Linked DNA regions of Homo sapiens: all the other regions are linked to region 1. A link is an interaction called in ENCODE POLR2A ChIA-PET data of the cell type or tissue named here. Cell type or tissue: MCF 10A. All regions are shown on one strand.

Evidence for each region. Peaks named below come from ENCODE experiments on the same cell type or tissue, not always from the same donor. Only the 100,000 strongest peaks of a DNase experiment are listed, where the experiment ranks them.
Region 2: POLR2A ChIA-PET joins it to region 1 with 28 read pairs; 4 of 35 experiments call an interaction of 5 or more read pairs at or near these places.
Region 3: POLR2A ChIA-PET joins it to region 1 with 14 read pairs; 3 of 35 experiments call an interaction of 5 or more read pairs at or near these places.
Region 4: POLR2A ChIA-PET joins it to region 1 with 17 read pairs; 4 of 35 experiments call an interaction of 5 or more read pairs at or near these places.
Region 5: POLR2A ChIA-PET joins it to region 1 with 26 read pairs; 5 of 35 experiments call an interaction of 5 or more read pairs at or near these places.

What each region holds. Positions count from the first base shown.
Region 1 is chr18:26,653,532-26,658,531 of GRCh38, reverse strand. It overlaps LOC102725227 (a long non-coding RNA gene), which reads right to left and starts at 2,801. Exons shown (of 3, transcript XR_935311.4): 1 at 2,698-2,801. It also overlaps a transcript of KCTD1 not described here. RefSeq lists silencers at 1,166-1,355, 1,366-1,605. In MCF 10A, CTCF peaks have their summits at 1,419 (motif pointing right) and 2,540; DNase peaks (open chromatin) are centred at 1,401 and 2,301.
Region 2 is chr18:26,754,632-26,759,631 of GRCh38, reverse strand. No RefSeq gene overlaps it. Among named protein-coding and RNA genes, the nearest start is that of PCAT18, 53 kb to the right of the region's middle. In MCF 10A, no CTCF peak of the experiment used is centred here; a DNase peak (open chromatin) is centred at 2,851.
Region 3 is chr18:26,721,209-26,726,208 of GRCh38, reverse strand. No RefSeq gene overlaps it. Among named protein-coding and RNA genes, the nearest start is that of PCAT18, 20 kb to the right of the region's middle. RefSeq lists enhancers at 3,655-4,154, 4,155-4,656. In MCF 10A, no CTCF peak of the experiment used is centred here; a DNase peak (open chromatin) is centred at 2,008.
Region 4 is chr18:26,744,742-26,749,741 of GRCh38, reverse strand. The region is part of intron 1 of LOC124904272 (a long non-coding RNA gene); the gene reads left to right. Among named protein-coding and RNA genes, the nearest start is that of PCAT18, 44 kb to the right of the region's middle. In MCF 10A, no CTCF peak of the experiment used is centred here; DNase peaks (open chromatin) are centred at 2,751 and 3,051.
Region 5 is chr18:26,762,684-26,767,683 of GRCh38, reverse strand. No RefSeq gene overlaps it. Among named protein-coding and RNA genes, the nearest start is that of PCAT18, 62 kb to the right of the region's middle. In MCF 10A, no CTCF peak of the experiment used is centred here; no DNase peak of the experiment used is centred here.

The DNA of each region.
Region 1 (5,000 bases):
CACAATCTCCCTGAACAAAGACCTAGAGAGGAAGAACTGATGAGGAGTGGGGGAGGTCAGAACCAGAGTAACAATCTGGGGAAATGTATTTATGTTAGCCTGTCGAGCTCTGTTGAGCACTTCCGTCAAATAATGGAATTATACAACCCCCCCTATAAAAGATACCAGGTGGAGAATAGCAAAGAGAAGGGAGGAGGAGGTGAGGTGTGTTCAGAAGGTTGATCAAATAAAACTGAATGGTAGGTCCTTGGCTACACCAAATGTGGGTTTTGTTTTCTTTTAATTTTGCCATTAAAAAAAATGCGGTGTCACTCCTTCAATCTTTCTACAATTCTGCATGGTTGAACATTTGAAATGAGTTTGTGTATCACCCTCAGGCGCTGATTCAGACTTGATTGGGGCAAAGCAGACTGCATGTGCTTATTTTTATCCACGTCATTTGGGACGTTATGTCGCCAAAGGAACCAAAAATGTGCTGCTCTATTGCCAAATTATCACCTATCCTTTTATCAGACAGGGCGATGATCCTCAACAAGTTGTGCGACCTTAGTGTAACAGCAATGTCAGGTCAACTTGAGAAAGTGAAGAGAGAGCCCTAGACACAAATAAAAAGAAACAACCAACAATCCTTATAATTATCATCATCTGCTGCTTTTCCCTCTTTTGGCAAAGAAACACTCCATCCATTTGCAGAAATCGCCCGCGGAAACGTTACATCAAAACTAATCACAACGATTAAAATCAGCTTTTCTGTGCAAGAGGAGGGTAAAAAGCAAGTTAGAGGCTGGAATGAGACTGTTTTTCCACCAAAAAAAAATCTGGAAAAAAATTTCCTATGTGTATATTTCTCTATACGTATATGTAGAGCTTTATTTTTGAAGGAGATCAATTGTTTGCCCTGTGATCGGTTAATTTGATTTAAGTTTTATTTTGGAGATTGATTTAGACTAGAGGTAGAGGCATGAGCTAATTGTATCCTGATCCTTGCCTTGAGGGGTTTCAAAGCCCTGGAGCAACTCTTCTCTGTATTTTGTTCTGTCTACCTTAGCCAAGCTATTGCATTTCTCTCTGGTGTGGCGAGCCGAGCAGATCGCTGGGAGAGAAATCGGAAAAGGGGGGAGAGGAAAAGGAAAAGGGGACTTGGAGAGAGACTTTGTGCTTCAATGTTTCAGGTAAGATCTGACGGTTTGGGTTTGTTATTATTTGCTAAGGAGGGTATGGCTGGGACTTTGGGCGCAACTCGCTTTTACGCATGTGCCAGGCATGGGGCGAGAGCGCGGCACACTCGCACACACGCCGCCCGCCGCGGCGGGCGACTAGGAATCCGCTTGGACCCGCGGCGGGGCAGGGGCCGCCGCCTCCTCCGGGGCTGCCGCTCCCGGTTCTCGGCTTTCTTCCTCCAGTGGGAGCTGGCGAGAGCAGGGCGGAGCAGAGCGGGCAGGAGGAGCGGGTGCGGCCAGCAGGGGCCGCGGCCGGGGGCCGGGTTTCCGGATCTCTGGGCCGGGTTCCGGATCTCGGAGAGGAGCCGCCGTGGCTCTGGGAGCCCGTGCCAGAGCCGCCCGCCCGCCGCTCCGCGCGCCAGCCTCCCCGCGGCCGCTCCGCCGCGGCTCTCCCCCGCCCTCCCCGAGCCCCTCCCTCCTCCCCCGAGCCCCGCGCGTCCCTTTCTTCCCCGGCGCAAAGCTCCGCGCCCGCAAACCGGCCCCGCCGAGAGCGCCCAGCGCCGCGGGGGCGCCCAGAGCCAAGCGCACATCTCTGCGGGGCGCGCAGGGGGCGGCGGCGCCCGGGGCTGCGCTCCTGCCGGGGGTAGGGGCCCCGCCGCCCCCTTCTCGCAGGCAGCCTCGGCGGCGCCCCCGGACGCCCCGTGAAAGACGCCATTGTGGCGGCCGAGCGGACTGGGGCCCGGGGCGGTTTTTCCTTCCCCCTTTTGCCCGGGCCGGACCACGCCGCTCCCCTTTGTGGGCCGCGGCCGGTGCCCGGCGCTCTTCGTCGCCGGCCGGGCTGGTCCAGATTCGCCGCCTCCGCCCACCCAGGCGCCTTTAAAGCCCCCTCCCACTCCCTCCCATCTCCAGCCCTCCTCCCCCTTTTGGATGCAAACGTTTCATTTATTTTTAAAAAGCTCTTATTCCTCTTCCTCCCCACCTCCTCCCCGGATAAAGGGCACAGCACATGCTCCGGATTAGAAGTCTCCTTGGGAGGCGGGGAGGGGGTGGGGGCGGCGCTGGGACGGGGGAAGGATGCGAGCGCTGCAGGTAATGGCTGTGGCTTTGCTGCGCTCGCCTCTTCCCGGCGCTGCGGTCAGCGCCAAGTCAGGAGCCCGCATCCTTCCCTCCCCTCCTGGCGGCCTAGGTTCCCTTAAAGGGACAGTTTCCCGGCCGCCTCTGGCCTCCGCCGTCTGAACCAGCGCTCGGGGCGCAGAGGTGGGCGGGAGGGATTCAGTTTGGCTCCTTTCTGACCTCTTTCCTCCTCCGCCCCCCCAACTGCCGCCGCCCCCCTACCCACTCCCGCCACCCTTCTTTATTGAATGTGAAGTGTGCTTCCTCTCCCGCCCCCAAGAGGGACCTGGCTGGAAAACAGTCCGCGCCTCCTGGAAAAAGAACGGGGTGGGGGGCGCGTAATGGTGAATTCGCGTTAAAAGTGAGGTCGAGCCCCAAAACATCCAGGAAGAGGAAAGCAGACCTGGGTGCAGGAATCCCTTACCTGCACGCGCGCTCCGCACAGCCGCCCCGCCACCGCAACTTGCGAACTGTCGCGGGTAGACAGTCTGCCTTTGTGCTTTCGAACACTTGCACTGTCGTGGAAATGATTTTCTGGTATCAAAACGTTTTCAGTGACTGTGCTTCGGGGTTCGGCTGGGCGGAAGCCAACTAAGTTAGCAAAGTCGCAAATGGGGCCGTTGGCTTTGTACGTGGAGAATGGCACACCAGAACTGTCCAGGATCCCAGTGGCACTGGCTTCTTCGCTAAAAGGTGCACCGCAGTAGGCAGGAGTAATTTGGTACAAATGTATTACCTTTTAGATAATAGAACTGGCTGCTTTCAAGCAAATCCTTGACTATGCGGTATGTGTGCGTGTGTGTGTCTGTGTGTGTGTGTGTGTATCCTGAGTGGTACTGGGAGACATAACAGTTTAACATATTCTTTAAGAAACGTTTGCCTTCTGTTTTCAATCAACTAAGCTGGCAGCTAGAGATACAAGTTTATTTGAGAATACCCTCTGGGTACCAAGCATGCTTGGATTGTTTTAGCAAATTAAAAATGAGCAAAATGCTTTTACCTTCTCAGCAGTAGACTCCTTAAGAGACCTCCTGTTTTGTGTGTATGTGTGCGTTTTTTTAGAGAAACATTTTCTGTGTATATCTCAAATGTGTTTTTAATGTGGAAAAGGAGAAAATAAAGGATTTTAAAAGGCTGAGGCTGATGCTGTAGAATGATTCATTAAACCTGATTCTGCATCAAGGAATTCACCTACATATATGGGAATCTGTGGCAACTAATAGCCTACTTGGTGAATTTAAAATAGCAGTGGATCCGTTTGTCTCCTGGATAATGGGCAGTGTGCCGATTTATTCCTCGTGTTTGTATTTGTGTGGCATTTGGCTTACTACGAGGGGCTGATATTCAGGAAACTAAAACACTGACTGCAACAGTTTGACTCGGGAGTCCTGCTGCTGCCTGAATGGAAAGAATTGTGAGCAGTGGTTATGATGACAGTAGGTTAAATGTTTACTAATTAGGTTGCAAAGGTGACCATGAAACTTTAAAACTTTGCATCACGGAGAAAACTTCATTGGGTTAGGCTTATGTTAAGAAGAAGGTATCTAATTAGGCAAAAATGTCACACAGCCGGGAAGAAATTTTGAAATGAATTGAGGGTGAAAGATATTTGTCAAAAATCTCCCACCACAGTATGCAAAACGACTGCAGTGATTTTGCTGTATTAATTATGCCTGAAGCACAATATATAAAGTTCTCCAACACACACTAGATGTCTCTCTTCTAGCTGTAAGATTTTTGTGTTTGTAATTCTTTGCCAGGGCTTGCATAGTAGGGGTGCACAGTAATAGCTTGTTTCATATTTACTTAAGTAATGTGATTTACCGACCATTCAACTTACTCTGATGTGAGATATTTATTTTGGGGGAAGCCTTCAGTAATCATTGTACAAATTATGCCACTTAAGTATTAGGAAAGTAACTTCAGTAAGACTTCAACTAGATGATGATGAAAGCGTATTATTCGATTTGCGTTGAATAATGCATTATGGACCTTTTGGCATCAAATTATTTATCCAAAGCAATTTAGGTTTTTAAATGTAAGAGTAATTAGTGACAGATGTATTTTATCAGAGAACTTTCTTAAACTTCCATTTAGCTCTGCATTTAGCAATAACAATTGCTTGCACAAATGCTTTCTTGTCTTAATGTTTCTGAATCAGAGTGATAGTTTTCTACTTCTGATGTGATGTTTTTAGCTAAGGTCTTTTCCCATTTGCATTGCATTTGAGTCATTCAAATGATGTTTGTGAACCATTACTTCACCAACGTTTTTATTTAGTGTTTATTAAACTGCATTTCTGAACCTTCTTTTGGACTGCAGTTTATAATTTCCCAAGCAAACAGAGCATTTATTTGCTCCATCTTTAGGACGAACTATCTTGGGAATAAAAGTGAAATTTTTGGATGCAAGCATGTATGCTTATTTTAATAGCTTACTCATGCAGAAGTGAGACACAACTCGCTCTGGCTTTTCATTCATAAAAACATGCTAGATGTAAATAATGTTTTGCTTGTTGATGAGTTTGGTTTGAGATAACTGAAGAAAACAAAACAGATTATCCTTTAAGCATAATAAGCCTGTGTTCATTAGGTCCATTCATTCATTCATTGAACAAATATTTGTGCTTGCTGTATAGGAACTACTGTGTTAAATGCTGGAGACACAATGGTGAGAAAAAGCATTCAGAGCCTCCAATCTCATGGAGCTTATAGTCCAGACAGAGAG
Region 2 (5,000 bases), 100 kb before region 1:
CTTGTGAAGGCTGCCATCCAGAGTAATGCAGAGAAGTTGATGTGCTCTTTAAGCTCTAGAGTCAAGTCCAGGCATCCATATTTTTTGTTTCTTAGGTAATGATTCTACAGTGAGGCCAGAATCAAGAGCTTCTTCCATGTTTGGCCCAATTCTCTACTGTATTTGGTGCCTGTATTTGAAAAATTAGAAAGCTTTTGATTGAGAAATAGAAAGCAGAAGAACTTACAAAGCATGTCAGAAAGACAACACCAGTGTGTCTATAACACCAAATGAACCTGCTTATCCTTAGTAAGGTGGGTTCAGTTAAAATTGAGGATCGCAAACTTAATGCACATTGGAATCACCTCATGAACGGTTTTAAATCCTGATGTCCTGCCATACCCCACACCATGTAGGTCAGAACCTTAGGGAGCAGGACCCATGGTGTTCTCCCGAGAAGGCTCCCAGACTTGTTCCTCTTCCACTGAGTCAGTTTCCTTTCACCAGATGACCAGATGTCCAGGCAATTGCCAAGTGCGGCAAGGTTGAGAACTACCAATTTAGGATCATTTCCTTTTGCCATCTAGCCAAGCAAGACATTTTGAATCAAATCCTTTAATATGCAATAGACCAGGACTTAAGGGAGTACAAAAGAGGGCCATTTAGTTCAAGGTGGTGGGTAGGGGAGAGGATAGGGAGAATGGGAGTAAACGAGCAGCTTCCTAATGACAATTCCTAAATGGAATGTTCAAGGTGGCCATGAGCAGAGGGTATCCCAGGTACAGGGAACAGCTTGAAGGAGCCAAGAGGTGTGAAAGTCCATGACACATGAAGCCCTTCTCTGTGCTGTAACACCCAAGAGAACAGAAATGGGGCTGAAAGTAAACCCCCAATTAGGAAGTGATGGCTGTATCCAAGGGCTGGGCTTTTTCCACCAGAAAGGGGCATGCTGAACATGCAAGGGAGTGCTTGGAGCAATTCTGCATTTTAAAGAGGGGACTCTGGCAACATCTTGACTGAATTTGAGGGTCATAAAGCCTAACTAAAAGGAATCTAAGAGAGAAATTACTAGGACCAAACTAAGCCTATGGCAACAGGAAGAGAGTAGAGAAGGATAATTGGAGATCTTAGGGTGTGTGATTTGGTGACTTATCCAGCGTGTCCTGACTTTCTGGGTTAAGCAGCAAGGCAAATGAATAGCGGTGTGTGAACTGAAGAAGGGCATATCTGAGAGGCTCTGATCCCAGGAAAAATGAAGTCTGTCTGTGCACCTTCTTGGAAGAGCATCCTAATTATCATAGTTATAACATGTGAAGGGTTTTCAGAGGCATTCCAGGGCCTGGGACTCAGCTACTGTTGGCAGGACTTAGCTGAGTGCCTCCTCAAGCCATGACTCTAAAACTGGACAGCCATTTTGGGTGCCTGCTGGAATTCTTGATTCTATTTTAGGATGATCACTCTCATTTCATCCAGAACTCAGATGAGCCCAAGAAAAACTCATCCTTCAGTGCTTGCTGGAATATAGCTTTACATCCCATTCTCAACCTCAGAGTTCCAGGACCAGGGCCCCTGCAGTTCCAGTCAAAAGGGAGGGCTTGGACTCATTATGATCCCCAGCCCAGGGGACAAGCAGGAGGCCTAACAGGCTCTGCATCACAGATGGGTCCATATTAATTCTATGGCAGTAGGTGGCTCTGACAAAGGAGAAGGAAAATGGGGAGGTTAAGGACCCTACACCTAAACCTTTAGATCATTCTCCAAAGCCTGGATCTCTGGAGGTGAGCTGCATTAAGCTGACTTGAACTGAATCAGACCATACCAGGCCAGTCAGTAATACTGCATCACCTGGAGGGCCTCACCCAACACTCTCCTCTGGGAAAACGATGAGAATGGTGATGTAAAATGCTAGAAAGTGAATTAACTGCTCCCCAAACTTCATGCTATTTTAACATTCTGTGGTCATGTTGTTTTTTGTTTTTTGGTAAACTCTGACAAATGCTTAGAATTTTGTCAAAACAGACTGAACTGCAATCATGCTGCGTTACACTGACATTATTCACACTTGCTAATGATTAACTCTCTTTGACACTGTAGCGTTGTAGAAGGCACAGTTGAACAAACAGCTTCAGGGGGGCCAGAAATGAGTTACACGAGACTGAGCCAACTGACTTGGAGGAGCTCCAGTGCTATTTGCCTAGTTTAGACTTGTCCTAAGGGGCATTTCCATTTGGGGACCTGAAGTCCTGGAATTCCTTCCTCTTCCTGGTTCAACAAAACTCTAATTTATTGACCTGCAGGGCACAGTCTAAGACATCTGTTAAGTTTGGCATTTCCTTGACCTGTACAGAGAATTCTGTTGAGTAAAAATGGTTTGCCTTTTTCATTCCAGTTTTTGTAGTGTGTATGCATCCCGACTCTGATCTAAAGGAAGTACCTTCGTATAAGCCCAAGAAACAAAAGGGTTTTGCTTCTTTTGCATCAAAGCTGCTCCTTTTGGAGCATCACCTCAATGCAGTCTTCTCTTTTCAGTGTGACAAAACTTTGGATAAATATCCAAGAATCCTTCCTTTACTACACAAGGAGAAAAGGAGAAAGTGTATTGAACAGCATTTTTTGTGCTTGGCATGAAGAAAATCAGTCCTGCAAGAATGTGAGAAAATTTTGGTATATAAGCCAAACAATTGCTTCATGAGCACTGCCTAACAGCTCATGTTCACCTTGGAAGAAAAAGGTAATGAAACATAAACAAGCTTTGGAACTAAGGAGAAGGAGCAGAAATGCTTACAAAGCTCCCACCCTGCACAGGCGCCAGACACAGCTACTGACAGCCCAGGCAATACTTGGCAGGTGTCGGAGATGGAGGAGAGAGGCTAAAGGTGATTCATTCTCAACTCCAAATGAGAGGTCCCCTGGGTAACACTTAATATTGCTTCATCTCTGATTTCCTATCAGCTGCCTTTGCCATAATGGGAGATGTCCATGGGAATTAAACTGAAAAGAGGCCTGGGGTTAAATCTCTATAGTGCTTCTGTCAGCTAAGGAGAGAGAGATGGGAAACTTGCACAAGGGCTGGTGGGCTCCCCACCCCTCCTTTTTACCAGGAACAGGCTCCCCTAACTTAAAAAAAAAAAAAAACAAAAAAGCTTTTATCCCAAAATCAGATATTTATTTTTTAGCATATCCAGATCAAAAGGGGAAATAATTCCAATTTGTTTATAGAAAATGTAGACATGCCCAGGGGTTATGATAAATTGAGATCTAGACTTCATGTGGGATTTGAGGCTGCCCAGCTTACAATAATGCTAGACTGTTTGCAGTGTCTTTAATGCAATGTCCTCAGACCTTTCAAAGCCAGTATAATTGAAAATCGTAGGCAGGGGAAGATTAAGCTGTTTGATCAAGGATAGGAAGAGATACTTTTTCATTGAAGTTTAAGAGGAGCCAGGAAGTTGGGGGGAAAAGGCAAAAAGTAGACTTTTGTCTATGCATAAGAATTTCAGTAGTGAACACATAACACTATTTATGTAAACTTAATAATCTAAAATGTGAAATATTGCTTAATGTTTGATGAAAAAAAGGAAGCTATTTTCTTATTTTTCTATACTTAAGTATTGAAAGAAAGCAAAATATATATTCTTAAAACATGTGATTATACATTTTTGGCATGTTTCTAAAGTACACGATAGAGTCCATTGAGGAAGAAGAAAGAGAACCTGTTTATGGTTCCCATTAAATTAACTAACAATAATCAGAAGTATTACACTTGGTAGAAGGTCAAAGATACTGCCCCAGTGAGTCATTTTCTTTCAGATTTCCAGCAGTGGCAATGAAATACATTGACTTGCCGTACTAATTTTTTCTATAAACAGCTACAAAGACTGGGGTGCAATCTACAGTTAGAGAGAACAGCTAAGTGGTGCTTGCCCAGATCTGAACCATCAGATTGGTTTTCATGGGCATCCTTAACTATACCAGAGTCATCCAGCAAAACAGAGCAGGACATTCCCTCTGTCTCATGTCGTTTTGCTAATTGAATGCAGACTAGTGTCAGGTCCTTCTTAAATTTATCCTAAACCCTGTAGCCATTTGCAGTAGTAAGGAAGGGTTGGAAGCCAAGATTTATTTGACTTTAAGACTTCTTTCAACTTTTTATGTTCTGCCCCAAATAGCAATTTTATGAGAGCATTGACAGGGAACTCAGGTGGGATCAAGTTTGGCTACAAAACGAATGAAAACAATGAAGAATCTGGTTGTGAAAGTAACAAATGTATATGAAAAATCCACACTTGTATTGGTTTGCTAGGACTACCATAACAAATTCCACAGACTGGGTGGCTTGAACAACAGAAATTTATTTTCTGACATTTTTGGAGGATAGAAGTCTGAGATCAAGGTGGCAGCAGGGCTGGTTTCTTCTGAGGCCTCTCTCCTGGGCTTACAGATGGCCGCCTTCTCACTGTGGCCTCACGTGGCCTCTGCTCTGTGTATATCTATGTCCTAACCTCCTCTTCTTATGAGGAGGTTATATTATATTGGATTAGGTCCCACCATAATGACCTCATTTTAATTTAATTACCTCTTTAAAGACTATTTCCAAATACGGTCACACTCTGAGTTACTGGGGGTTAGGACTTCAATTTATGAATTTCAGAGGACAGAATTCAGCTTATAACAACAGTTAAACATGCTAGTATCCCCACAAGGGACCACTGCAAAGAAGAAAGGGAAGCACAGACTCAGAAACTTGAAGAACTGCATGGGGTTTATTTGAACAATTCAATCTGCCACACATGTAGCTAAAAGTTACCTGCATTTGAGATGAAAAAATTCTAGTCCTGCTTTCCACCCCCCACAGAAAACACCCTAAATTCATCCCTGAAATGTTGTTAGATGGTTTCAGAACTAAACAGGACCACAAGAAATCATGCTGCATCCTTTCTACAGGAAAAGAAGGTAAGTATTTGTTGATCTGTGAGGGTACCTTCTGTGGCCAATGAGAAACATGGATGCCACTTGGCATA
Region 3 (5,000 bases), 68 kb before region 1:
AAAGATAGGCCATCACTACACATTCTACAGCTATTGAAAAGATAATAGGGGAATATTATGAATTTCATGCCAATAAATTTGATAACTTAGATGGAATGAAAAAATTCCTTGAGATGCAAACCTCATTCAAGAAGAAATCAATAATCTGAATGGCCCCTTCACAATAAAGAATCAAATTAAATTATTAAGTAAATTTAATTCATAGTTTAAAACTTTTATATGAAGAAAACTCCAGAAAACTTCACATAAAGAATTCACTGATGAATTATTCCAAACATCTAAGAATTAAATAATACAAATTCTACACTCAATTTCTCCAGAAGAATAGAAGAGAATGCTTCCTATTTCATGTTATGACATCAACATTACCTTAATACAAAAACCACACAAGATATTATCAGAGAAAATTACAACCAATTTTCTTAATAAATATAAACATTAAACATGTTAACAAAGTTAGAGAAAATCAAATCCATCAATACATAAAAGGGATAACACCTTATAACCAAGTAAAATTCATCCCGGGAATGCAAGATTTAACATTAAAAACCAATTGATGTAATCATCATGTTAATAAATGCAAAAAGAACAACCACAAGTTCATCTCAATAGATTCAGAAAGAGAATTTGACATAAGTCAACATTCATTTATGATAAAAGCTCTCAGCAAACTAGAAATAGAAGGAAACTTCCTCAACTGGATAAAGAGCAGCTACAAAAAGCCTACAGCAAATACTATCCTTAATGGTGAAAGACTAAGTACTTTCACCCTAAGATCGGGAACAAGGTGGATTTATTTTTCTCACGGACTGGGAGAAAATGCTTGTGAAATATATGTCAAAAACAAAACTCAATAATTAAAAGACAGGCCAACTTAAAAACAGAACAGGGTTGGGTTCACACCTGTAATCCCAGCGCTTTAGGAGGCTGAGGCGGGAGGAGGCCAGGAATTTGAGACCAGCCTGGGAAACAAAGTGAGACTCTTTCTCTACAAAAAATTAAGAAATTAGTCAAGCATGGTTGTGCACGCCTGTAGTCCCAGCTACTCAGGAGCCTGAGGTCGGAGGATCGCTTGAGCCCAGGAGTTCAAGGCTGCAGTGAGCTGTGATCACACCACTGCACTCCAGCCTGAGTGACAGAGTGAGACATTGTCTCTCTTAAAAAAAAAAAAAAAAAAAAAAAAATTAACGAGAAGAAAAATGACAAAAAATTAGAATAAACACTTCACTAAAGAAGATCTATAACTGGCAAATTAACACAGGAAAACATGCTTACCATCATTAGCCTTTAAGGAAATATATATGAAAACCATGAGATACCATGCCACACTCATAGAATGGCTAAAATTTAAAAGACTATGCTGACTAGGATGATGACAAGGGAAGTGGAAGAACTAGAACCATCCATCATACATTGCTGGCAGAAATACGAAATGGTAGAGCCACACTGGAAAACAGTTAAAAAAATTGTTTTAAAGAATGCATATACCATATGACTCAGTAATCCCTTTCAGGTATTTATCCAAAAGAAATGAAACTAAATGTTTTCACAAAGTTTTGTACTCAAATGTTTATAGCATTCATCCCAGGAATGCAAGATTTAACATTCAAAACCTTCATGTGAACCAAAAACTAGAAACAATCTAAATACTCATCAACTGTTGACCAGATAAACAAACCTCAGTATGTTCATATAACGGACCACTACCTAGAAATAAAAAGGAACAAACCAATGATACACACAACAATATGGATGAATCTAAAAAAAGGAAGCCAGACAAGAGAAAGCAATTACAAAGGACCACACGCTGTGTGATTCTGTGTAAATAAAACTCTAGAAAAGTCAAAACTCTACTGACAAAAGGCAAATCAGTGATGGTCATGGGTAAGAGGTAGGAGGAGAGGAATGCCTATAAAGCAGCACAAGAGAACTTTTTGGGGCGATAAATTTTGCTGCTGTAGACATTTACGTAGACGTTTTTGTGTGAACATGTTTTTGTCTTGGGTACACCCCCAGGGAAAGGAAATTACCAGATTGCATAACTCTATGTTTAACTTCTGGAGGAACCATGTCTCTATCATGATTGCAGCAGTGGTTACACACTGTATACATTTGTCAGAATTGTACACTTACATTACAATTAAGTGACTTATTGAATTGTCCACTTAAAATTGGTCCATTTTCTTCCATATAAATTACACCTCAGAAAAGTTAATTTCTTAAAGCAAAAAATACGAAATTAAACAAAGAAAAAGAAACTATTGTAATTAATCCTGGATTACACACTTTACTAAAGTACAGTGCTCAAATTGATAAGATGCAGCCAAATTTCTACTCACTTTGTGCTGTGTAGACCCTGCTAGTTTCCTGTGCCTATTCTAGAAGCTGTGGTAGAAATATGGCCATTAGAGAGGAAAGGCCCGGGTTTCCCTTCTGGAACCATCATCTACCACCAGATGGGCATATGGCATGTTAGTTGCCTCCAAATCTCCCCTGCTTCAAGAGTCCTCCACCTCCACCTCCAACAAAGAGTACCTTCTCTGAGCATCTCTGGAGCTTCTTCTTCAATCTGATTCTATCTGTTTTTCCTTGCTAGGATTCCTCACAGTTTATGGTCCATGGGAAGATTCCTAGTCTAGTCTCTGAATACATACATGTGTATATATATGTATGAACATGTGTGTGCATATATGTATATGTATGTATGCACACGTATGTGTGTGTTTCTATCATTTCTAATGACCTGGAACAGGGGAACACTGTGTGTGCTTAGTCCACCTTCTTGTAACTCTCAGAGCTTAGTTTCAAATAATGACATAAAGGAGCTGCACAAATGGAAAGCAAATAAAAGGCCTATAATTAAAGCCAGTGTATTATTTCGACTGAGTTGGAAGTCAAACATGAAATTTCTCATTAAGAATTTAACTCTTTCATTAATAAATGTATCTAGTCTGCATATGTCCTATTTGAGGTCTCTCACTCTTCCCAGAAAAGTCCTGAAGTGTATTTACGAAGAACGCCAAAGTATATTAGTGCTGGATTTTTAGAATGACTTATAGATGATAGAGGTAGCTAGATAGATGACTGATTGATAGATAGGGAGACAGATAGATAGATAGATAATAAATAGATATAAATAAAAGGTTTTCTTTCTTATTTTGTTTTTTAAAGGAACATTAAATATACCTATACGTGTTTTTATTTAAAAGCAATGAAACTGCCATCCAGTACATAAGAAAACCCCTCCCCTGCAGTGACCTTCTAAAATTCTGCCTTAAAACACAAATGGAAGTACATTTGACATCATCTCTCAGTCACAAAACACAAATTCAAAATCTCAAAAGATTTTCTTAGCTCCTCTCAGCAAATAGAAGTGGGTTCTCTGCTTCTAGTTGTACAAAATTGCACCACGAACACTCACCGGATGATGTCTGCCCAGTCAGGCCTGCAGTTGCCCTGCCAGAGGTTTTCTCAGGACTGGAGAAAGTGCCAGAGAAAGAATTGTCAGGGAGCCAAAGTCAGAACACCTGAGACAAGAGTGAGTTGCATGGGCAGAGCTGAGTTATACTTGCACTGTGCTGGTATCCAGGTTCCAAAGTGACATTAATTATTCTGAAAGTTAACAAATGAAACTTGCCATGCACAAACGCATCCAAATATCAGATCTAAATGCCAACTCTATTTCACTAACAAAGGAAAAACTGGACTTGGCCAGAATTATGAAACCCTAAAAACAATTTGCAATCATTTCACCATTCTAGCAAATGCTGGACAGCACCCACAACCAGGAGACAAAACCAGAAGGTTGATAACACACACCACTGCCCCACTGCAGTGGCTTATCCTGTTCAGCTGAAAGAAGAGGGCAGTTGTGATCAAGATATTTCCTCAGAGGACTTCCAATGCAATGGAGATGAATGTGAATATGGAGTAATAGAGAGTGACATTCCTTATGTTGTGTCAGTTTTGAAATCCAGATCGATGGAGATATAGATGTCAGCTCGGAGGACAGGCAGGCTTCATTGCCCATGGACATCACACTGCCAGCACCTGTCCACTCAGCAGGTTGTGTGCCTTGAAGTGGAGGAGTACACATGATCTCCTCCTCAGCCTCCCGCCCCGGGCTGCAGCGGCCGTAAAGGGGATGCCTCCTCTCAGTCTGTGTCAGCACATGGAGATCAGTCAGGGGAGACCGCTTATAATTATTTGATGCAGATGGTCACTTCATCAGCATAAACACTAAGCAGCCAGTTACAGGGTGTTGCCCTGCCTCCCCAGCCCTCTTCCTGAGCCGGCCTTCAGGCTATCAGGCAATATATTTTAAGCAAAAAAATAGCCTGCTCATACCACTCTGGAGGCCTCTTTTGTGAGACATGCAGCCATTTCTTTTACGAAATCCTAAAAGAGTGACAAGTTTCTGGGTTCATGGGACTTAACGGCCAGATGAAGAGACTCACCTATTCCTAAATAAGGTCATCAGAATGCTTGAAACTTGTAATGAGAGCTGGCAGGCTCCTCAGCTCCCCTTCCGTGGGTTGAGCCTCTCTGTATTTGTGGCAGGTCCTGAATTAGAGAAATGGGCTCTCACAGTGACACTGAGCTAAGGCTTGGTGGTCCACAGCCTCATTTTGACAACTCACCTCCCCCAGCACAAAGAAAGGACCCTGGGGAGCAGGGAAAGCCTAGGGATGCAGGGCTCCAAATTTTAAAGTGAAAAAGAAATGTAAGAGACAAACAAGTCCAGTGGGTTTTCAATATTTTTTAGTAGGATATCTCATTTTGCAAATAACACCACTGAGTGAGTGCTAAAGTATAGAACAGGAAAAGCAAAACTGTTTTAAAGGAGAGTCTGGGGCTCCAGAGCCCCATCCACCTGCCTCCATCCCCATCCCCAGCTGCCACAGAATTATCTGACAAAACCTAGGTCTTCTCACAGAGCAATTTGGAAAACACTGATTAATAGATGCTCTTACTGGGGAGAAGAAACAGAGCCCCAGAGA
Region 4 (5,000 bases), 91 kb before region 1:
AGGAAAACACAGACTTCCGAAATGCAAAATATGGAGTGACCTACAAGAAACTAACTTGCTTCTGAAACAAGTCAATAGCATGAAAGAAAAAAAAGGGGGAACTGCTCTATACTAAAAGAGATTGAAGAAGTATAACAAATTAAATACATTGACCTTGTTTAGCTCTTGATTTAAATTACCAACCATAATAGGGCCGGGCACAGGTGGTGGCTAACGCCTGTAATCCCAGAATTTTGAGAGGTTGAGGCAGGCAGATCACCTGAGGTCAGGAGTTCAAGACCAGCCTGGCTAACACAGTGAAACCCCGTCTCTACTAAAAATACAAAAATTAGTCAGGCATGGTGGTGCATGCCTGTAGTCCCAGATACTCAGAAGGCTGAAGCAGGAGAATCACTTGAATCCAGGAGGCAGAGGTTGCAGTGAGCCGAGATGATGCCATTGCACTCCAGACTGGGAGAAAGAGCCAGACTCCATCTCAAAAAAGAAAAAAAAAAAAAAGACCAACCATAAGAAAGCACAAGAAAATTGGAGGAATTAAATTATATGTTGGGTATTATTACATGATACCAAAGGATTCTTATTTTGCTGGACGTGATAATGGTATTTTGTTATACAAGAAAGAAAACGTATTATTTAGAGATAAGTACAAACTGCATAGGGTAAAATATCATGTTTGGGACATGCTTTAAAATAGTTCTGCAAGGGAAACAAAACAAAAAGAAAAGGAATATTTTTAAAGGGCTAAGAGAAGTAAATGTCGTTAAGTCCTGGTAATTGATTAATCTGGGTAATGGGTATATGTGGGTTCACTATACTGTATTCTCTACTTTTGAATAAGTTATTAAAAGATTTTAGTCCAACTACAAGCTGTTTTCAGAAAACAACTCTAATTGCTTCTCAGCCTTTTGGCTAAGACCAAGTGTAAAATACACCTCTAAAGACAATCAATTACAAAATTTCAAAATAAAATGATAGAAAATACTACACACAATAGCAACCCAGAGAAAGCTGGAAAAACTATATTCATATCAGACATTATTTAACTTTTACTTTAAGTTCAAGGGTACATGTGCAGGTACATTACATAGGTAAACTTGTGTCATGGGGGTTTGTTGTCTAGATTATTTCATCACCCAGGTATTAATCCTAGTACCCATTAGTTATTTTTCCTGATCCTCTCCCTCCTTGACAACTAGATCTTAAAGCAATAAAACAAACAAAAAAATATTTGGGAGGAATAAAGGAGGTCATCACATAATGAGAAATTAATCAGGGGAAAAAAATCCTGAACCTACAGGTGCCTAATAACATGTCTCCCAAAGTATATAAAATAAAAATTGGCCAAGGTATGAGGCACACTACCAGGCATAGTAGAAAGTTAGAATACATTGTGGTGGGTTGAATAGTTACCGCTCCTCAAAAGATATGTCTAAATCCTCTAAGTGGTTTTTTGTTGTTGTTGTTGTTTTTTCTTATTTGGAAAAAGAGCCTTTGCAGACATGATTCAATTAAGGATCTCCAGATGGTATTATCCTAGATTGTTTGGGTGGGCCCTAAATCTAATGACAAGTGTTTTTATAAGAGACAGAAGACAAGGCACAGACACAGAGGAGAAGCCGTATGAAGATGAAGGAAATGACTGGAGTTATGAGCCAAGGAACGCCTGGAACCACCAGAAATTGGAAGAGGGAAGAAAAAAATCTCCCCTAGAGAATCTTGTTCAGAGGGAGCGTAGCCCTGCCATCACCTTGATTCCAGACTCTTGTCGTACAGAACTGTTAGAGAATAAATTTCTGTTGTTTTAAACCACCAAATTTGTGGGAATTTTTACAGGAGCCCCAAAAAACTAATACATGTACCTCTCTGCATAGTTGGTAGATCAAGCCAACAAAAAGTAATAAAAACATACAAAAGATTTCAAGAGCATAGTCAAGCAGTTTTTATCTAATGAGCATATAAGCAATCCTGCACTCAATTATTTGTTAAAATATCCCTTATTTTTCATTGCACATGAATCATCTATATAAATTTGAGTCATATTGTAACAAAATAATTTGTCAATATTGTAGAGCTGCAATCATTTTTATCCTCTAAAAGAGCAGGTGCATTGCCCAAGTATGAGGAAAATTGGCTTAGAACTTTCTGACCTTTTAGTATCCTAGAGACAGCTTGTCTTTTTTTCTGCTTAGGAGAGAATATAGTTCACTAATTAGCCACAGATAAACAACTACAACCAGGCTCTTAATTTTATCTATTTTGGATGACTCTTACAGGAATTAAAAATTTCAAGGACACACAGATTCCATTGCCATTTCAAAGTAAGCATTCATGTTACAGTCATTGTCATCATTACTGGCAGGATAATTACTCTTAAAGTAACAGTCCCCAGAAGCAAGAAGTTGCCCCCCCGCCCCCCCCGCACCGTGCCCCGCCCCGCCCCCGTGTTGCTCATCAGCCCTGAGGCTTCATAAGTAAATACACACAAAGTTAACATGCTTAAATAAATGTTGCATGAATCAGATCGTGCATTTTATATGCCTCTCACAAAAAAGAAGTAGGTTAACAAGTATAACACAGTGAACATCCAGGGAAAATAAAATAAAATAAAAGTAATTTTCAGAGAACAGCCCTACCTATCCTTCTTATAGTATACCAACAAAAAACAACAATCAAAATACAGCAACATGATGGGAAGATACTGACAATATAAGCTGCCTTTTCCTTTCTCCTTGAATTGCATCATTCATACCGTTACCTCCTCGGGGCAAGGACTAGGTTATTATTTTTTGGCACAACTCTATTTAACCATGCAATGCGTGTGCACTTCCAGTTTGTAGAAATATTAGATAATTTTATTAAAAGAAAAAAATCTTCACACTTTTGCACCCTATTGTGTCTCCTGGCCCCCAGCAAGGAAAGAAATCTTTAGAACTGAATCCAGTTTGGAAGAAGGGATGTTTGCCTAGTGAAGCATAAAGTATGTCCTAGGATATCTGGGAGAAAGGTCACTGTACCAGGGCTTCCATTTCATCAACTATACACTGTCACGGCATTTCCTGGAGGGATTATGTAATGTATTTGGACAAAGACCTCTCTGGTTGCCCACTCTTAGTGAAAAGTGAGCTTTGGAAAGAACAGTTAAGGCATAAAAACACAATTCCTTAGGGCAGCTTTGCAGACAGAGCCAAAATGTCTCATGACCCATAAAATACTTTAAGTTCTAACCAGCCCTACCACGGAGAGTGTCAGAATCACATCGAACAGCGTGAGCCACATCTGCCAGCAGACGTCACATGATGGGTTCCAAATTTCAGTTTAATGCTCATTCTTCCTCATATTGTGGTTTCTTTCTGGACTACATTGATTTCTTTTCAATTGTGACCTAGGCAGTTTGCATGGATGCCTTACGTGGGTAAAATGTTACCTTCTGAAAAGCCATCGAGAATATTAGGTAACATCAAATTCCTTGTGCCAGATTTTCAGAGGAAAAAATATATGGTGTTCTAATTGCCCTTTCTGGAAACAATGATTTAAAATTTTCTTTTTCTTTCTGAAGGGGTCATCCCAAGCTATCTGATGATAAGCTGATGTGTTAATGCTATTCCTTGATTTGCAGGAACAAAGCAGTTAGAGCCAAAAATCTTAAGTGAATTACAGCATGTAAATGTCTCCTGAATAAAGAGAAGCACATTCCTTTTGGAAGTAGACATCGTAAGCCAGGCGATGTTAATGAGTGAAGAGAAATGCTTAGAGCTTGTGCTGGGAGAGACAAGTCCTGCAGTAAAAGGACTTAGGAGTTGCCCTGTCCCTCTGATGTTCCCTGGATCTGCAGCTGTAGAGCTTCTCCCTGGTTACTCCTGTATCTGGATCATTACAACTTTCTTCTCCAGTAGATTCTCCATATCACTGCCAAAGGCTGTCTTTTCCTCATTGTTTTCAACTACCCACACATTTCTGGGACTCTACAGCCATTTTCCATTGCCCTAGGCAGCAAGACTTAAGCTCTAAGAAATTCAGCCCTGACAGTCTCCGAAGACTCTACAACCAAAATACCCTATGCTTCAAAGTCTCCCAAGGGCCCTCCTACATGGTCTTTATTCCTTTGTTTTCTCCCTTCCTTTATTTTCTAACCCTACTTCCCCTCCCCCCATAAGAAAACGGAGAAGATACACAGTGCTCTACCAGTTATGCTGAAGTCACACTGACCCCACGACACCAGCTCATAGGCTCACCCAGCCCTCTCCAAGGTAAACAGTGCCTGAGCCCTTCCTGTCCTCTTTGGCAGCTTCATCAGCCACCTGAGAGCTTTCGCTGCCCAGTGCCTGCTTCCTTGTTCTCTGTCATACACCCATCTCACCCCCATCCCACTGTGTCTCCCTAGTCTTTGGCTTTTTAGTGGGTGTCAACCAGAGTGCCAGGTGGTATACACATTCATCAGATAAACATGGTTTATCTCCCGGGGTGACCATTTTTCTCAAATTGAAGATGGGTGGAATGAAGGGAAAGGAATTAAGTAATTTGTCTAAGTCATCTGAAACATAATTTTTGTATTAAAACAAACACGGATGTGTTATGGAGTAGAATGCAAAATCTACATTACTTTTTAAAATGAAAATGAGACTTCAAAGAAGTTTAGCATCTGTGGAGGGTGGCTTCTGGCAGCACCAGTAGGTCTCTCCACTTGTACATTCTCACTTTCCTCGACCTGAGGGGCCAGCAGAGACACCGGAAAACACGTGCCAAAATCCCAGGCTGTTCTTGACTTATTAGTCAATTTCTTCCTTCACCGATTTGAGCACCTACTATGTGCTGGGCCCTGTGAATATAAATATGATTTAAACAAGCCCCTACCTTCAAGCAGCTCACAGTCTAGCAAGATTAATGCAAATAACCAGCTCTAACAGAATGTAATCACTTTTACAATAAAGGTATGTGCAAAATGTTATGGTATCATATATAACATAGCAATTAACCATTTCAGACAGAACAGAGGAAGAACT
Region 5 (5,000 bases), 110 kb before region 1:
GATAAAAACTAACCAGGTGCTTCCAATCTTCTGATAAGATAGTCAAAGGGTTGGGATTCAGTCTGTATCCTGCTCTTTAATTCTTATTTAATAAAGATATTTTTTAAATAAAATATATAATCAACAGAGAAACATGATAATCTGTTAATAACAATCTTCATGAACTGGTCATACCTTAAACTCACAGCTAAACCAGCACCTATAAGCCAATGTCAACACCTTATAATTATAGGGAAAATCTGCAGGCAAAAATAAACTCTATCTCGGGCAGTAGACTTAAAGATGGAAACTTATGAAATAACAGCTTATGATAGATCAAAGATGGCCACACTTTTTGTTTTACATTCTTCTCATCAAGAGTTGGCTTATGACCACTCTTGGGCTAGATGTCCTTGGATCTAGGTGGGCTCTGTGGTCATACTTGACCAACAAACTATGGCAGAAGTGACTGTTTCCATTTCTGGGCCTAGGACTTAAAAAGACTGACAGTTTCTTGGAACTTAGCCACCATGCTATGAGGAAGCCCAAGCAGTCCCACAGAAAGGCTACGGTAGAGAGGAAAGGAGGCCCCCAGCCACAACCCCAGCTGAGCTTCCAGATGACAACCAGTGTTAAATACATCAGTGAGCCACCTTGGAAGTGGATCCTTCAAGCACCTCAGCTGGTGCTGTGTGGAGCAGAGATAAGCTATTCCCACTGAGCCCTGTCCAAATGGCAGATATGTGAGCAAAATAAATGACCGTGGTTGTTTTAAGCTGCTAAATTTCAGTGGGAATTATAATGCACAATAGATAACAAAAACACATTTCATTGCTTCCTTAGCATTTAATAAGATTTGAAATTACATAGATACGTGCTTTTATCTTGTTTGTTGTCTGTCCCTCCCCATAGAGTGTAAGCTGTGTAAGGGCAAGAACCATATCTGTTTCATTCATCTCTCTATACCTAGCACCAAGCACAGTCTTACCCAGAAGAGGTACTCAATGAAATATGTGTTAATTTAATAAATAAATGAGAGCAGCATCATGGTTGTATATGCTGCACTCCTTCCTCGCTCCCTAATTTAAGGATCAAAACCACAAATTGGAAAGATTTTAAGCATTTCTCTAATACGTTGAGGTTTTCACAAAACAAAAGAACAGCAACAACTAAAAAAACAATAATTCAGCAAATATTTGACCCCAACCAGTGTGAAAAGAGGACTCACAGGGTCTCTGGTCAGGTGTTAGAGGCCACTGTGCACAGCCCATCAAATTCTGAAACATGGTCATGGTGTTGTAACTCTATGATGCAGAAATATCAGAGAGATATATTACCTCAAAGATACATCTTCTCTGGGTTAAACATTCTCTGTTCCTTCTTTATTGCTCAAACAACAAATGACATCAAGAGTGAAAATACATGGGGTTTGACCCTTGGACAAATTATTTCATATTTTCTGTGCTTTGCATTCAAAGTAGGTAAAGTCACTATGTTAAAAAGCCCTTTTAGTCTGAATTTTATGTTTCTAATGAAATAATAATTGTGAAATAAAAATTAAAATTTTAAGATTTTTAGCTATAAAATGTAATTTGGTTATGAGTTACCACCATCATTTTCTTTTTTTTATTATTATTATACTTTAAGTTCTAGGGTACATGTGCACAATGTGCAGGTTTGTTACATATGTATACATGTGCCATGTTGGTGTGCTGCACCCATTAACTCGTCATTTACATTAGGTATATCTCCTAACGCTATCCCTCCCCCCTACCCCCTACCCCCTTCCCCCACCCCACGACAGGCCCCAGTGTGTGATGTTCCCCGCCCTGTGTCCAAGTGTCCTCATTGTTCAGTTCCCACCTATGAGTGAGAACATGCTTACCACCATCATTTTCATGGTGATGGATGAGTTAATATTTGCGAAGGACTTGGAACAGTGCTTGGCACACAGTTAAGTGCTGTGTACCTGATTGTGTAATAATATAAAATAAATGGGATCATTTTGCACCACCTCACTAGAGTCCTTGGCACCAGCCAACCCTACCTTGCATTTCTGACCTAGACTTGCTGTCCTGCTGTCATACTGCTCACTGCTTCCAAGACACACTGGCCCCCTTTCTATTTTCTAAGCTTTTCCCTCTGCAGGGCCTTGGCACTGGCTGTTCCTTCTACCTGTACAATTATTTTCCTGGGTCTTTCTATGCTTACCTCTTACTCATTCTTCAGATCCCAGCTCTTCTGGGAGGCTTTCCTTGATCACTCTAAATAAGTAAATTATACCCAACCCCGCACCATTAAGTCCCAGCACATCATCCTACTTTATTTTTCGTAAGACTTATTCCTATGTATAATGATCTTATTTAGTTATGTACAACTTTGCTACCTCTCTGTCCACTAGAACAGATGGTTACTAGGAACAGGGACCTGGTCTCTCCTGTTTGTGACTAAGTCTCCAGTGTCTAGGAAAGTATCTGACACTTAGTAGGTGTTCATCAAATATTTGGCGACTTAATGAATGAAAGAAGCCTCTCTTCTGGCTACCTTCTGGTGTGCCAATGATCCTCATGAAATGTAGTGCCCAGTACTGGACTCTGTACACTGGGTCATATCAGACCAAGACTCATTACAAATTCTATAGACATCTACCAGTGCAGCCAGAGATCAAATGAGCTATTTTGGCAAGCGCATTTTAATACTGACTCACATCATGTTTTCAATTCAAGTCCCTGAGCCTTTTTTTCTGCATGCTACTCCTAGACATAGTTTCCCCTTTCTGTATTTATGCTTGTCCACACCTGGCTGATGCCTTTCACTGTTCCCTCTCCACCCAAGCCTAAGGCCATCACAACAGATAAAAAACAGTACAGCAACCATCAGCACAGGAACTGCCCCAGGCTCTGCCTACAACCTACCTCCCCCACCCTCTCCAAGACCTCTCTGTCAACAGATCCCTATCTGGCTGGCTTTGTAGCCAGATGCTCTCTGCCTCCCTAACCTCTTTGGATATTATTTTGTTGAATGGCATGGTCAGCTTTTGGCTAAGCATCTCCCCCAAGACAATACCATCCTGCCTTCTACACAAGTGCAGTGCTCAAAATCCAATCCTCCCTTGTCTGGGGGACAAGAACAAATAGTACTAAGGGGTGTGTGTGTTAAATCCAAGTGTAGGACCTTACATTTATCCTTGCTGAAGTCTGTCTTGTAAGATTTCACTCATTGTTCTAATAGTTCTGGATTTGTATTCAGTCATTCAATAGCTTTGGGAAGCTCATCCAGCTTCACAAAATCAACAAAGGTGATCAGTGTGTCATGAATAATCTCATCCAAGTTACTGATAACAAACATTGAACAGTACAGATTAAATACAGACCTTCCTCAAAGCTCCAGCAAGTTGACAATGATCCATTAGTCAGCAGGATTCAGGAACTGGTGGGTCCATCAGTTGACAATGCTGCCACAACGCAGAATCATCCAATCCACAGGTTCCTTCAAATTTATAAAAGAATTTGCTAAACTGCCTTGCTGAAATTCAGTAGTTTGTTTGCCCATGTAGTTCTTGTGCCATGCTTGCAGGCAGCACAGTTAAGAACTGGAAATACAATACTCCTGTGAGTATTAACTTTACCCTCCTCTACCCATCAGGAAAGAATGTGGCCAGGGGCCAAGGTTCAGGATGGTGTATCTCAAGCCATCTAGACGAAGAAGGGTCCCTGGCTACACCTGCGGGCAATTTACTGCCGGCTCAGACCTGATGGGCTCTCTCCCACCTCTCTGAGAGCTACATAGGGTCCAGATGGATTCCCCTGCCTGCGCTCTTTGGATTTCTTGAGGAAGACAGATTGATCACATACCCATATGGCTGTAGTTCAAAGCAGTGAGTTAAGAGGCAAGGTGCCTGAGGGAGAGGATGTCTTTCTGCCAGAGTGAGAACACAAGACAGCTATAAATTCAAAGTCCAGAGTCCAGACCCAAAAATGCTACCACAGTGGAATAGGAATGGGGAAGCCATTCAGGGAAGTCAGCTCTATCTTTTGAAAACTTTTTGTGCTGTAAAGGAAGGAAAGATAAAGACAAAGATGACTTCCTCTAAAGAAAAGTGGGAAGGCTGCCTCCAATCTGAACTTCCTCTCGCCTCCTGTGTCTAAAAAAAGATGTACCAAAAAGTGGAGGAGGTCAGGAAAAAGCAAACTAATTGTTAAGTATAATATGGCTTGTTGTTTTTGTATTTACATTTTCATGGATTCCCTCCCCCGCCCACCATTTGACTAGGACTTACTAATTAGTGATTGATATATGTCTTTCTTAACACAGAACTCAGCAGCCAAAAGAAAAGATTTGTCAATACCACAAATGCATCATCATTTTAGGTGAGTGGCATGAAAAATGTGGGCAAAGGCAGTCAGAAAATAATCAGGACCCAGAATCTGTAGGTCAAATATATTTCACCCCACTTTCTAAACTATATCCAATTTGGTTCTTCATTAAGCCTGCAAACAAGTAGAACTACTCATTCTCCAAGTTCCTAAAAAACAAACAAACAAAACAACCTATAATGTTTTGTGGAAATAATTTTTCTTTATTCATCAAGAAGAAATAAGCATGAACCTTTTAACTATGTGAACATAGCAGAATCAGACATGCCAAATATCAGAAGGCATGAATTCAAGTCATTTTTTGAAAACATCAATAAAAATATACCTTTATTCATTCTTTCAAAAAATATTTAATGGCATTTACTGTATGCAAAAAAAAAAAAAACAAAAACGAAAACAAGAAAACTTTTACTAAATACTTTGAGGGAGATGCCAAGGCACATAAAAAGTCATCTCTGGCCGGGCACGCTGGCTCACACCTATAGTCCCAGCACTTTCGGAGCCCGAAGCAGGCAGAACACGAGGTCAGGAGATCGAGACTATCCTGGCTAAAACGGTGAAACACCTTCTCTACTAAAAATACAAAAATAAATTAGCCAGGCATAGTGGCAGGTGCCTGCAGTCACAGCTACTCAGGAGGCTGAG